Linked DNA regions of Mus musculus: region 2 is linked to region 1. A link is a loop called in an ENCODE intact Hi-C map of the cell type or tissue named here. Cell type or tissue: heart. All regions are shown on one strand. Each heading gives the region's core, and the rest is flanking DNA. Links, peaks and the distances in the headings are about the cores only.

What was found. A loop is a pair of places that touch in the nucleus more often than their neighbours do. Peaks named below come from ENCODE experiments on the same cell type or tissue, not always from the same donor. Only the 100,000 strongest peaks of a DNase experiment are listed, where the experiment ranks them.
Region 2: it touches region 1 in a loop (6-fold over the local background); 28 of 42 quality-filtered maps call a loop at or near these places.

Annotation. Positions count from the first base shown.
Region 1 is chr9:122,307,705-122,313,079 of GRCm38, forward strand. It overlaps Gm26797 (predicted gene, 26797), which reads right to left and starts at 3,224. Exons shown (of 5, transcript NR_168548.1): 1 at 2,882-3,224; 2 at 870-1,035; 3 at 253-295. In heart, for the core only: a CTCF peak has its summit at 3,010 (motif pointing left); DNase peaks (open chromatin) are centred at 2,097 and 3,147; H3K4me3 peaks cover 865 bases; H3K27ac peaks cover 907 bases.
Region 2 is chr9:122,245,254-122,250,628 of GRCm38, forward strand. All of the region lies in intron 11 of Ano10 (anoctamin 10), which reads right to left. Among named protein-coding and RNA genes, the nearest start is that of Mir8106, 26 kb to the right of the region's middle. In heart, for the core only: CTCF peaks have their summits at 2,570 (motif pointing right) and 3,175; a DNase peak (open chromatin) is centred at 2,568.

The sequences.
Region 1 (5,375 bases), core at 92-5,091:
ACACGCACACACAGGAAGACACAGATAACAAACACACAATGTAAAAAAAAAAGATCTTAGAGAGAGATGGATAAAAAGTCTCTATAAACAGCAAATGTGGGTGGAGAAGTCCTGTTCTGATTATACAAATTTGCATTTGAAATGTAACATCTGACAATAACCTTTAAACCAAATCAATTATAGTCAAAGATTTTACACAGGGTTTAAAGTGTCTCAACAGATCAAATAGAAATAAATGGAAGAGGGACTGACCTTTAAATTTTCATTAAGGGTTCTGATGTTTTGCATGTCGACACTGAGGAATGAAAAACAGAAGCTTATTTTCATATTTTAAAGATTTGCTCCATCTGTGTGGAAAGGAATAATGTAAATTTTTTTGCATTCTCCCTGTAGTGTGGACCACAAACCTCTCTTTGTTAGGATGGGGATGTATCATGTAGGTATTTTGAATTCCTGGCTAAATGTGCTACTTTAGTACCTCTGCGTTTTGACTGCAATTCTGTCATGTGGAGTAAGGACTGTTTGACATCTGTGGACTGACCAGAGACACAATTTGGCTCTAGTTGCCTTTTCAATTTCTCATCTTAGCAAGGGACAGGCTAAATGGCTAACAGGTCTTTTTTGTACTTCTGTGTGCCTAACATATTTTTGGGACAGAGCCATTGGAGTGCTTACCTGAGGAGAAACCTGCCTGGTCAGTGCTGGGTTTCAGTCCCAGTGGGTAACTTAACTAGCAGAGCCTGTTATCAGTAGGGCCAAGAGATGCACATAGTTTTGAATTTTATCCATGTGTGAGCTAACAAATCAGTCTGTCTCAGCATCATAGAAGATGCCAAAAGGCAACCGGGTCAGAGACAAAGAACCCTCACCCACTTTGCTGGTGGCCATCCTCACGGGCTTTGTGATTGTGTTGGACACAAGGAGATTTGGTGGCTTCTGATAGTCACCCCGTTGGATGCTACAAGGACTTGCTATCATCTTCAGCGGCCTGAAGACTTCCCTGGTTCTGTTAGGAACTGTGCTGCAAAATGAGGTCTGCGGTTTTTGAAACACAAAAGGATTTCAGGGCTAGTCAGTGAGAAGCAGAGTTAAGATTTTATTAAAAATAGAAAGGGCTCGAGAAATGGCAAACAGGAGACAGACCCTGGGTGTGCCTGCGAGGGGTTGTCTAGATTAGATTAATTGAAGCAGAAAGACCCAGCCTAACTGGGAGACCAAGTCCCATGGGTGAATAAAGAGGAGGAATTGGGCTGAGCATCAGTGTTCATCTATCGCTGTTCCCAAGTGTGGGCGCCTTGTGACCAGGGCCTCGCATTCCCGCCACTGTCACATCCCACCCTCAATTGTGAGCCAAAGTCTCTTAAGTTGCTTTAAAATTATGTACATGTATATGTATAATTTAACCATAGAACAATGTTCAGTAGCAAGGCAGTGTGACTGGGTGACAGGCTGATGCTGGCGTTGGACAGATAGCAGTTTAAGTTGGTTTTGTGGGAAGAATTTTATCTCAGCAACAGGACAAGTGACTGATAAACTGCCTCAGATTTTTTTTTTTAATTAAAAGACATGAAAACGTAAATCTGTCACCTTTTTTCCCCGCTTGCAGTATATTTGTTTCAATCAGACCCTTTCAGCTTTCCTTCATTCCCTGCTGATGACCACTCAGCGAGAGGCATCACATCACCAATTGGGTCCTGTCTAGGGACTGGGGCACACATATACATTCCAGAAAGAGGAAGGACACGGTGTGCAGGGCCCCAGGGAGGAGCCTGTGGATGGGGGCGAGGAAAGGAACACCTCAAAACGGGTGCGAAGTTGATGGTACTCCTCAGGGCTGTGTACAGCAACCTGATCTTCTATGCTCCTACTGCAAGAGAGCAGGAAGCTGGAGGCCTGTGTGGCAAGCTACACAGCATTTGGGCAACCTCACTGGGACCCCTTCCTTGTCTCACTGAGACCTGAACCAAAGCCCAAAGCACTCAGAACAGTTGGGTGTTCCTGTCCTGAGTTTTCTGCCCACTCTCCCTCCCCCCAGCTACTGGGAGCCTCCCAACCAGAAACCAACTGGTTTCTGTCTGTGTTGAGAGGGGCCCCGCCCAGGGAGCAGCCAGAGAACCAACCAGGGTTGCCTGGTAGGTGAGAGGTCCAGCATTCTATTCTCACTGCGCACTGGGCGGAGTGGTTTCTTCCAGCGAGAAGCTCTCTGTGTCAGAGATAAGAGATGGAAACAAACCAGCTCAGCTGTCCCCCTGTACCTACTGATTTTTATCCTTTGTGTCAATAAAAATTACAGAATAAAAAAAATAAAATCAGCACTATTGGATGGTTGACCTGGGAGCTGCCATTTGTTCTGATTACATTATATTTTTACAGTTATTGATGGAGTACCTTCTGGAACTCAAGCTTCAGTTATTCTTGGTGAGAACTTTTTTTTTTTCCAAAATGAAATATTTAAGTAGTCCTTGGCTAACAGGAGCACAAGGAATTCATTCATAACCTTCCAGTTCTCACCACAACAGAGGGGATGAATTGAGAGTCACTCCTTCTTCACCAGCAGGAAACTGCTATGTATGGAAACCTCATTTTTCCCCCCTAACGTTAACCTTTGTTGATCACAATTGAGAAAGTTAAGGGGAAGGCTTGCTCGTGATATTTTTATACAATGCTAATAAAAAAGAATATAAATTGGATATTTTTGAATCGCAAGTACTCCTTTGAAAGCATATGCCACTGTGTGATTTTTTAGCTGTCAAAAATCGAAGCAATTAACATGTCATGCGAGGTACTCAATCTGCTCAACGGGATATGAATGGGATATTGTGACAAATCTCACTATTCATGAAAATTGAATTGTATATTTAAGAAGGTAAAAGTACTTAACTCAAGTGTCCAGTGACAACTTGATGATGTGTGGAGCTGAGTCCCAGCTTGAGGGGTCCGGATGGAAGTGTTTCGTCTTTGCCATAAGAGGAGGGATTCATAGGCTGTGCTGCTGTACGACAGCGCCCCCACGTGGAAGGATGAGCGCAGTGTCTTCACAACAGTTCCTGAGGCTTTTAACAAAGTCCTCGTAGATAAAGCAGTAACTAAAAAGCACACATTCAGTTGCCGTACAGAGTTTTTGAGAACCAGGACTGAGGACGGCTCCACCTGGTGCTTCAGGCTGAGGCTTTCCCACTCGGATGGTCACGGGAGCCTGCGGTGGCAGAAGGCAGGCGGCGTCTGATTCCACAGAGCTGGCACACGTGACTTGGCAGAAGGTTTCGATTTCCCACAGGCCGCTCCATGAAGTGGCCACCGGGTACCCATGACATAGCCCCCCCCCCCCCCCCCCCCGTCTGTCTGCATAGGGAGAGGAGAGAGAGGAGAGAGCATCTTCGAATCAGCTAATCCTCAAGTCACATACATCAACTCTGCCTTTTCCCCTTTGTTAGAAAAAATACTAAGTCCAGCCCACATTCCAGAGCTCCATTTTTTTGAAGGGAGAGTCAGAGACTGACATTTTAAACCAAGGCCAAAAGGCAATGCAGCTAGACACAGCTGACTCAGCAGGCTCCATTTACACCCTTCCAGAGTTCACAGGGGTTGTGGTTCTGTAGATCCCAAGGCCACGCTTCTCAAAGAAGCTGAGGATCTGTGTGAGATGAAGACACAGGTAACTCAGCTTTCCATAACATACAATGTGATGTGTCTGGGCTTTCTTGAACAGGAGCCATTTGCAACAGCAGCCCCGTTCCCACAGAGGACATTTATGTTGTTATTGGTGGCAGAGCTGGTTGAGCTCATGGCTCTGTCATTGGCCTAAGCAAGCCTTGTGACCAGGAGAGAGAACTGACAGAGACCTATAAACATTCCTAAAGGTGAGCCACTGGAGAAAGCTTTGGCAACATGAAGAAATGCCAACCCCCGAGGCTGTCCTTTGACCTCCAGCATTTACTGTGGCACTTTGATAGGTTAGCTAATCTTGCCTGTAACGTGGCAGACCTGAGAAGGAACCTCAAACGAAGATTTGTTTCTATCAATTGGCCCTGTGGGCACGCCTGTGGAGAATTTTCTTAATTGGTGATTGAGATAGGAGAGCTAAGACCACTGTGGATGGCACCATCCCTGGGCAGGTGGGCTTGGGTTATATAAGAAAGCCATCTAAGTAAACCAGAAGAACTAAACATTGAGCAGATTGCCTCCAGACTCTAGACTTTCAGTTCCTGCCTTGGTTTCCCTTGATAATATTCATCAAAATAAAGTCATCTGAAAGTTCCTTTTGGTCATGCTATTTTTTTGCAGTAACAGAAAGAAAACTAGAACATAACCACATACCCCCCACCCTACCCCGTCTTAGTTAGGGTTTTATTGCTGTGAACAGACACCATGACCAAGGTAAGTCTTATAAAAGACAATTTTTAATTGAGGCTGGCTTACAGATTCAGAGGTTCAGTCTATTATCATCAAGACAGGACCATGGCAACATCCAGGCAGGCATGCTGCAGGAGGAGCTGAGAGTTCTACATCTTTATCTGAAGGCTTCTAGAAGAATACCGGCTTCTAGGCAGCTAAGATGAGGGTTTTTTGTTTGATTTTTGGTTTTGTTTTGTTTTTCAAGACAGGGTTTCTTTGTTTAGCCCTGGCTGTCCTGGAACTCACTCTGTAGACCAGGCTGGCCTCAAACTCAGAAATCTGCCTGCCTCTGCCTTCAAAGTGCTGGGATTAAAGGCATGTGCCAACACTGACTGGCTAGGATGAGGGTCTTAAAGCCTATGCCTATAGTGACACACCTTCTCCAACAGGCCACACCCACTCCAACAAAGCCACACCTCCAAATAGTGCCACACCCTGAGTCGAACATATACAAACCATTGCAATTGCCACTGTAATGTGACAATTGAAAAACATTTTGAAAAAGTTCTGGTGGGGAGAATGCTGCTGGTGAAAAACTCACCCCCTTTATTGGGTGGTCGTGAATTTACGTTTTACTACGGGTGAGAAAAAAGTAGGAAGTGAACCTTCCTGAGACTTTTTGGCACTTGGGATCTATGCCAGTCTACAAAAATTTGTGTGCCTGGAGCTGGAGGGAGAAGTGGCTGCTGACTGGGGTGCGGGTGCAGGATGTGGAACAAGCTGGAGCCATTGCAGGAAGTTGTCTGCCCCTTCCCAGGTGATAATAGTGACGGGATGCCTCTATTCGTGCCTGTTTCATGCAAGTTTAGAAACAGCACATTAGAGATACTACAGCAGATGGGGCTGCTTCCAGCAAGCTCTTACCATTGTATAAACTAGGGTACACTTTTATTCTACATTTTGCTCTCTCTCTGTGTGTGTGTGTGTGTGTGTGTGTGTGTGTGTGTGTGTATGTGTGTGTGTGTGTGTATGTGTGTGTG
Region 2 (5,375 bases), core at 189-5,188, 62 kb before region 1:
AAGTAGCTAATCCTTCTGCAGGTACTTCAATTTATCAAAACAAGCAGAGGTGTCCCAGGGCTGTCCAGTGCGGGTGCTGGGAGCTGCACTTGGATCCTCTGCAATAGTGATGTGATCTTAACCTCTGAGCCATCTCTCCAGCTCCACTAAACATGTTCTAAATTTACAGGGTATTCTTACAAATAATAGAATTTTAAGATTTTTGCCTAGAGGTTTTCTTAATATTCTTCCAAAAAGTACAGTCAGCAAGCTTACCAATTACCACTCTGAAATTCTTTCTCAGATAACTATCACAAAGAACACGGAGGGAGGAAAAAAACCCTGTGATTTATTTGCCCTTGTACAAATTCTTAGTAAGAACTGTTTCATCACTAGAAACCATTCATGAAGTGACTTGGCACACGCCTGTCAGCCCCTGGGGAGCTTTGGTCCTTGAGCAGGCCTGGGGAGCTCCATCTTGGAGAGGAAACAATGGAGATTAGACAGTTGTGTGAGCGTCCTGCTAGCTGCACAAAGGGCACCAGGTGTCCTATGGTAGAGCAGGAACCAGGGCAGGTGGAAGGCAAAGGGGAACCACTGAGAGCCTTTCCCATCACAGAGGACAGACGTGGTTAGAATATCATCCCGGGAGAACAGCACCATGAGCAGACAGTGTGGGTGCGCCATCACTTCCGTGGGGCTGTTAACACGCCTGAGGTGAAGGGGTTAAGGGAGCAGGGCTTTGCTTTGGCTCATGGTTTAGAGGGTTTAGTTCATGGCTGCCTCACTCCGTTTGCTTGGGCAGAACAGCCTGGCGGCAGGAACATGAGGTAGAAGCTACTCTCTACTTCTTGGTGAACAGGAAGCAGAGAGAAAGGTCACACAGGAAGAAACCAGAACAACCTATCACGTGACTCCAGGAACCTATCTGCACTAAATTGGCCTCATCTCCAACCTTTCACCACTGCCCAGTAATGCCATTGCATTGCAAACCTACTGTTTACAGCAGGGCCCTCCCGATCCCATGTCTGGAGACACACTCACAGACACACCCAGGAGTGTGTGTCACTAAATCCAGTCAGTAAAGTTATTGTGCATTACTGTGGGGCAAAAAGAGGCAGCTGGAACACAGCAAGCCTAGTGGGGACTGGTTGTAAGCGCCCAGGTGAGAACTGCTAAACTGCATACTATAGTCAGAAATCTGGAAATTGGGGTTCTTTAAAAACAACAGAAACATTGTAAGAATATGTTTTTGTTTTAATCCTAGGTCTGGGGATATGGGGTTTCTTCATAGCAGCTGATTATGATTTGCCTCAGGCTCTAGCAGAGGCGTGATTCTGCCAGCTGCATCCCATGGGGTGCAATGCTTGGAATTCTGGGAATTTTTCAGAGAGTATATAAATGCTAGGGTCCAGAGAGCCGGGGTGGGTTGCTGATTGTTTGTTTGGGGGTGGTTGCAGTTTAAGTAGCCTTCCACAAAGAAGAAAGAAGAAAAAAGGAGAGGGGAAGAGAAGGAGGGAAATAATTAGATATTCTTACTGCGAAGTTCTAACTTTCGACAAGGAACTCGATGCCCCTCATCAGCAAAAAGTAGTCTAATGATAACACAGTTCCCCTTTCAGACCCCTGACTATTCAAGTACCTCTTTCCTTCCCTCCCTATTCTTTTTTTCTCTCTTCTCTAGTGTTTAGGGTTGATGGAATGGAAAATGGGCAGAGAAGGGTGGACGAAAGAACCCATGAAGTAGCAGAGAACAGCTACAGCACACTTAGTGATGTAATGTTTGACACAAGACTGACACGTAACTGACACTCTGCAGAGCACAGATGAGAAACAGCGGGACCCTGGCTCCAGCCAATGCTGAGGGCCTGGACAGAGTCAGAACCAACAACAAGGAGGGGTGAGTCGGGGCAGGGAAGGTTGGACTGAGGTGTGGAAGCAAACCCAGCAGGGAAGAAAAAGAAAGGGGAGCAGGAAACTAATATGAGAGCAAACTGTGACACAGTCAACCATCAAGACGTGGGCTGGGGAGACACGCCATGGCCAGCACGGGCACTCGCACTAATGCTGAAAGGAGAAATTCACAGAGCTCAGAGAAGGGAGCCTTAGGTGGTCACTCAGCTACACTCTGACTCAGACATCTCTGCTGTGATGACCTGGTGAAGAACTGATGGTGACAGGGCTGGCACTGTCACACCAGTCAGATCACACCCGTCTCCCGTCACAAGGACTCTGTGCTCACTCTCTCACACAAGCAGTCCCCCTCGGATCTCACCGTTACAGGTGGCAGCAAACCCTGCTCACTCCAAACCCTTGTCTCTGCAGGGCAGGCTGACACACCTCGATCCCGCTGAGGACAGGGTGGGTGCTCTAAGTGGTGGCTCAGTGACAGACTCCACAGTAACCACAGGACACAGCAATCTACATCGTGGCCCACCCTGCTCTAGAGAGGGGGCAACACATTCAACAAAGAGTTAAAGTGAGTAAATCCTGAACAGCTGTCTTCCGAGAGCTGACTATATTATGACTGAAACTAGGAAAAACCCGTCCTCCTCTCTTAGCATACTACATAGATGACCCGCAGTTCCATTTCTAACCAGTAGGGGGCGAGTGCATCCTATAACTTACTTCTCCCATACCCACAAGAAACTGCTTTAAAGGGGTATTTTTCAAACTAGTAATTAAGCATGAACAGAGACAACGGATTCACTAGTCACTAGAACCTAAAATGCAGTCAATCTCCCAACAAACTGTTGGCTCACTTTTGCCTTTAGAGTGTTAGCATTCCGAGGATTAGCATTTAGAGGTTAAATGGTTAGCATTTGGCATATCGGACTGATATAACTGATACACAAGATAACGGGACATCATTCCACACAGGAGTTTGGACTGTGTGGCCCACTGCTGTTTCCACTGGTACTGTGACTCTGCACTTACAGGCGTGGCCCTCGGCTGGAAACAACATCAGAGACAAAAGGATGTCTCAGGCATGAGGTGGCTTCTCAGGGGACTGTGGAACATGATCTGTGGGCTGATGTTCATGGTATTTCCAATATCAAACTTTAACCCATAAAACGGTCACATTCAGTGTGCTCTCCCCTCATGCTCAGGTCTACTGTCCATCCCCGATAAATCTATTGCACAAAGCCGTGTCACGAGCCATGTCTCTAAGGGCAGCGCTAGGTGGCAGTAAGCACACAGACGCCACAGCAGCTTTCACTGTTGGTCCTGACATGCTTGGAGGGTGCAGTGGATCCAACTCTAAAGAAATCCAAGCATCAGAAAGAAGCAGAAGTGTGGAAGTTATCTGGGGTTGGAGGTGTGAGGCCAGGAGACAAGTACAGCCGAGTTTATCACAGGGACTGTTTTCCAAAAGGTCTTTGTTCTGCGACAAATCTTAATCACATAAATACACTTAGATGCTAATGACTTTGAAATGTAACATTTTAAATTGCTTCTTTCTATCAATATGTTAAATTTTTATTTAAAACATAATTTATGTATTTTTTATAATTTGCTGTGGCGTTTTGGATGAGCAAAATTTTACTTAGAGACCATGAATAAATACATTAAAGTAAAACATGCAGTATTATCTGTGAGATAGACATTTTCAAAAGCTAATAAAAGCCGATGGTGAAGCTCGCTTGTAATCCCAGCACCTAGACACAGAGAAAGGACAGTCATGGTTCAGGGCATCCTCAGCTACACAGACACTTTGGGGACAGCCTGGGCTTCATGGCACCCTGTCTCCAAGAAACAAACAGCAACAAAAACTTCAGGGGAAAACAGGGAATGATATAAATTAATGATTTTACTTTATAGAAAATGGATTACTTCCTTTCTTTAAAGTAGTTTGACCCAGTGGTAGTTTTTCGTTGAGTAGAACTGACAAGCAAAAGCTGTGCACAGCTGCGGGTCAGTGTGAATCGCACACACATTACAGAGTGGTTGGCACGGCTGAGCTGACTGACATTCATGTCGCCTAGCAGTTACCTTCTAACTCTGAACTGAATCTCAACATGACTTTATAAACTGACATGATCACACAACCAAAACCTACGTTTTCTAATTTATTTCTAAATGCTCCATTTTTATTTACAGAGAGGCCATATGGCATACAGCTGTCTCAGTAGTGCTACAGTAAAACTGGTTAACTTACTTTTTTTTTTATTGCTGTAATGTTATATCTAACATTTTTTCCAAGGTTGATTTTTGTACTGACACAGAAAAATACTTAAGTTACCAACCAGGGGGAGGGAACTCTCAGGTGTATGAGTACCAACAACTGGAGCCTGGCAGTTTGCAGAGCTGCCCCGAGCCAAGGGTCACCCGAGCCAAGGCAGGAGCATCAGGCCCTGGATCCAATTAGAGGAGCATCCAACCCAGGGAAGCAGCAACATGGAGCCCATGAAAGCTCAGAGAAGGGAAGGTAGAAACAGAGATGGCCACACTCACATCCTCCAGCTTGGAACGGTGCTGCTGTGCAGACAGAACGACTGTCAAGCTTTCTGTGTCTCTCAGGACTCTCATCCCTTCTCGCTCTTTTTAAGCACTTGCCAACCAAGAAACCACCTGGCAGCCAGGTCCACCTTTCTCGTGACACTGAGGATCACAGTGGCTGGGAAAGCATCCTCCATGCAAACTGTCTTCCAGTGCCCAGCTGACCTCTTCTGTACCAAGGTGGTTTGAAGCCCGTGCCCAAAGCCTGGGTAACTCTGGCCTCAGTTAAAAAAAGAAACAAGCGGCAAAGCTGCACAGCATTTCTGGCATCACACGGGCTCCCGTAGCCCCGCTGAGTGGCTTCTATAAGCCCAGGCAGCCTTCAGGTCTTTTCCTTACCCTCTCTTCGACAGGTAATAAACCTCACAAATGGCTCTTCAAAATATGGTTCTATACCCCAAACTCAACACCAACATACTGGCACCCACCAGGGCCATCTTTCTCCCTTCCTGCTCAGTGGTGTCTATAAATTATTCTCCTGAATGCACACTGTACCCATGGCATCCACGGTGAGCACATGCACACACAGTGAACACACACACAATGAACATAAACACAGCACACACAGTGAACTCACACACAATGCACACACACAGTGAGCTCACACACAGCAAGCACACACAGTGAGCATAAACATAGTGAGCACACACAGTGAACTCACACACAGTATGTGCAAGCACACACACACACACACACACAGTGAGCTAACACGCAGTTAGAACACACAGTGAGCTCACAGCATAGGACAGAAGAAAGGGGACCATGGAGATGGATCTCTTCAGCCTCCAAGTGGGACATTCAAAGCCACAACTTCATTTTCTTGGGTCAACCCTGACCCAGAGTTTTTGGGTATGCTGCTCTACAGTCTACCAAGTTCTGTTTCTGTACATTTCCAC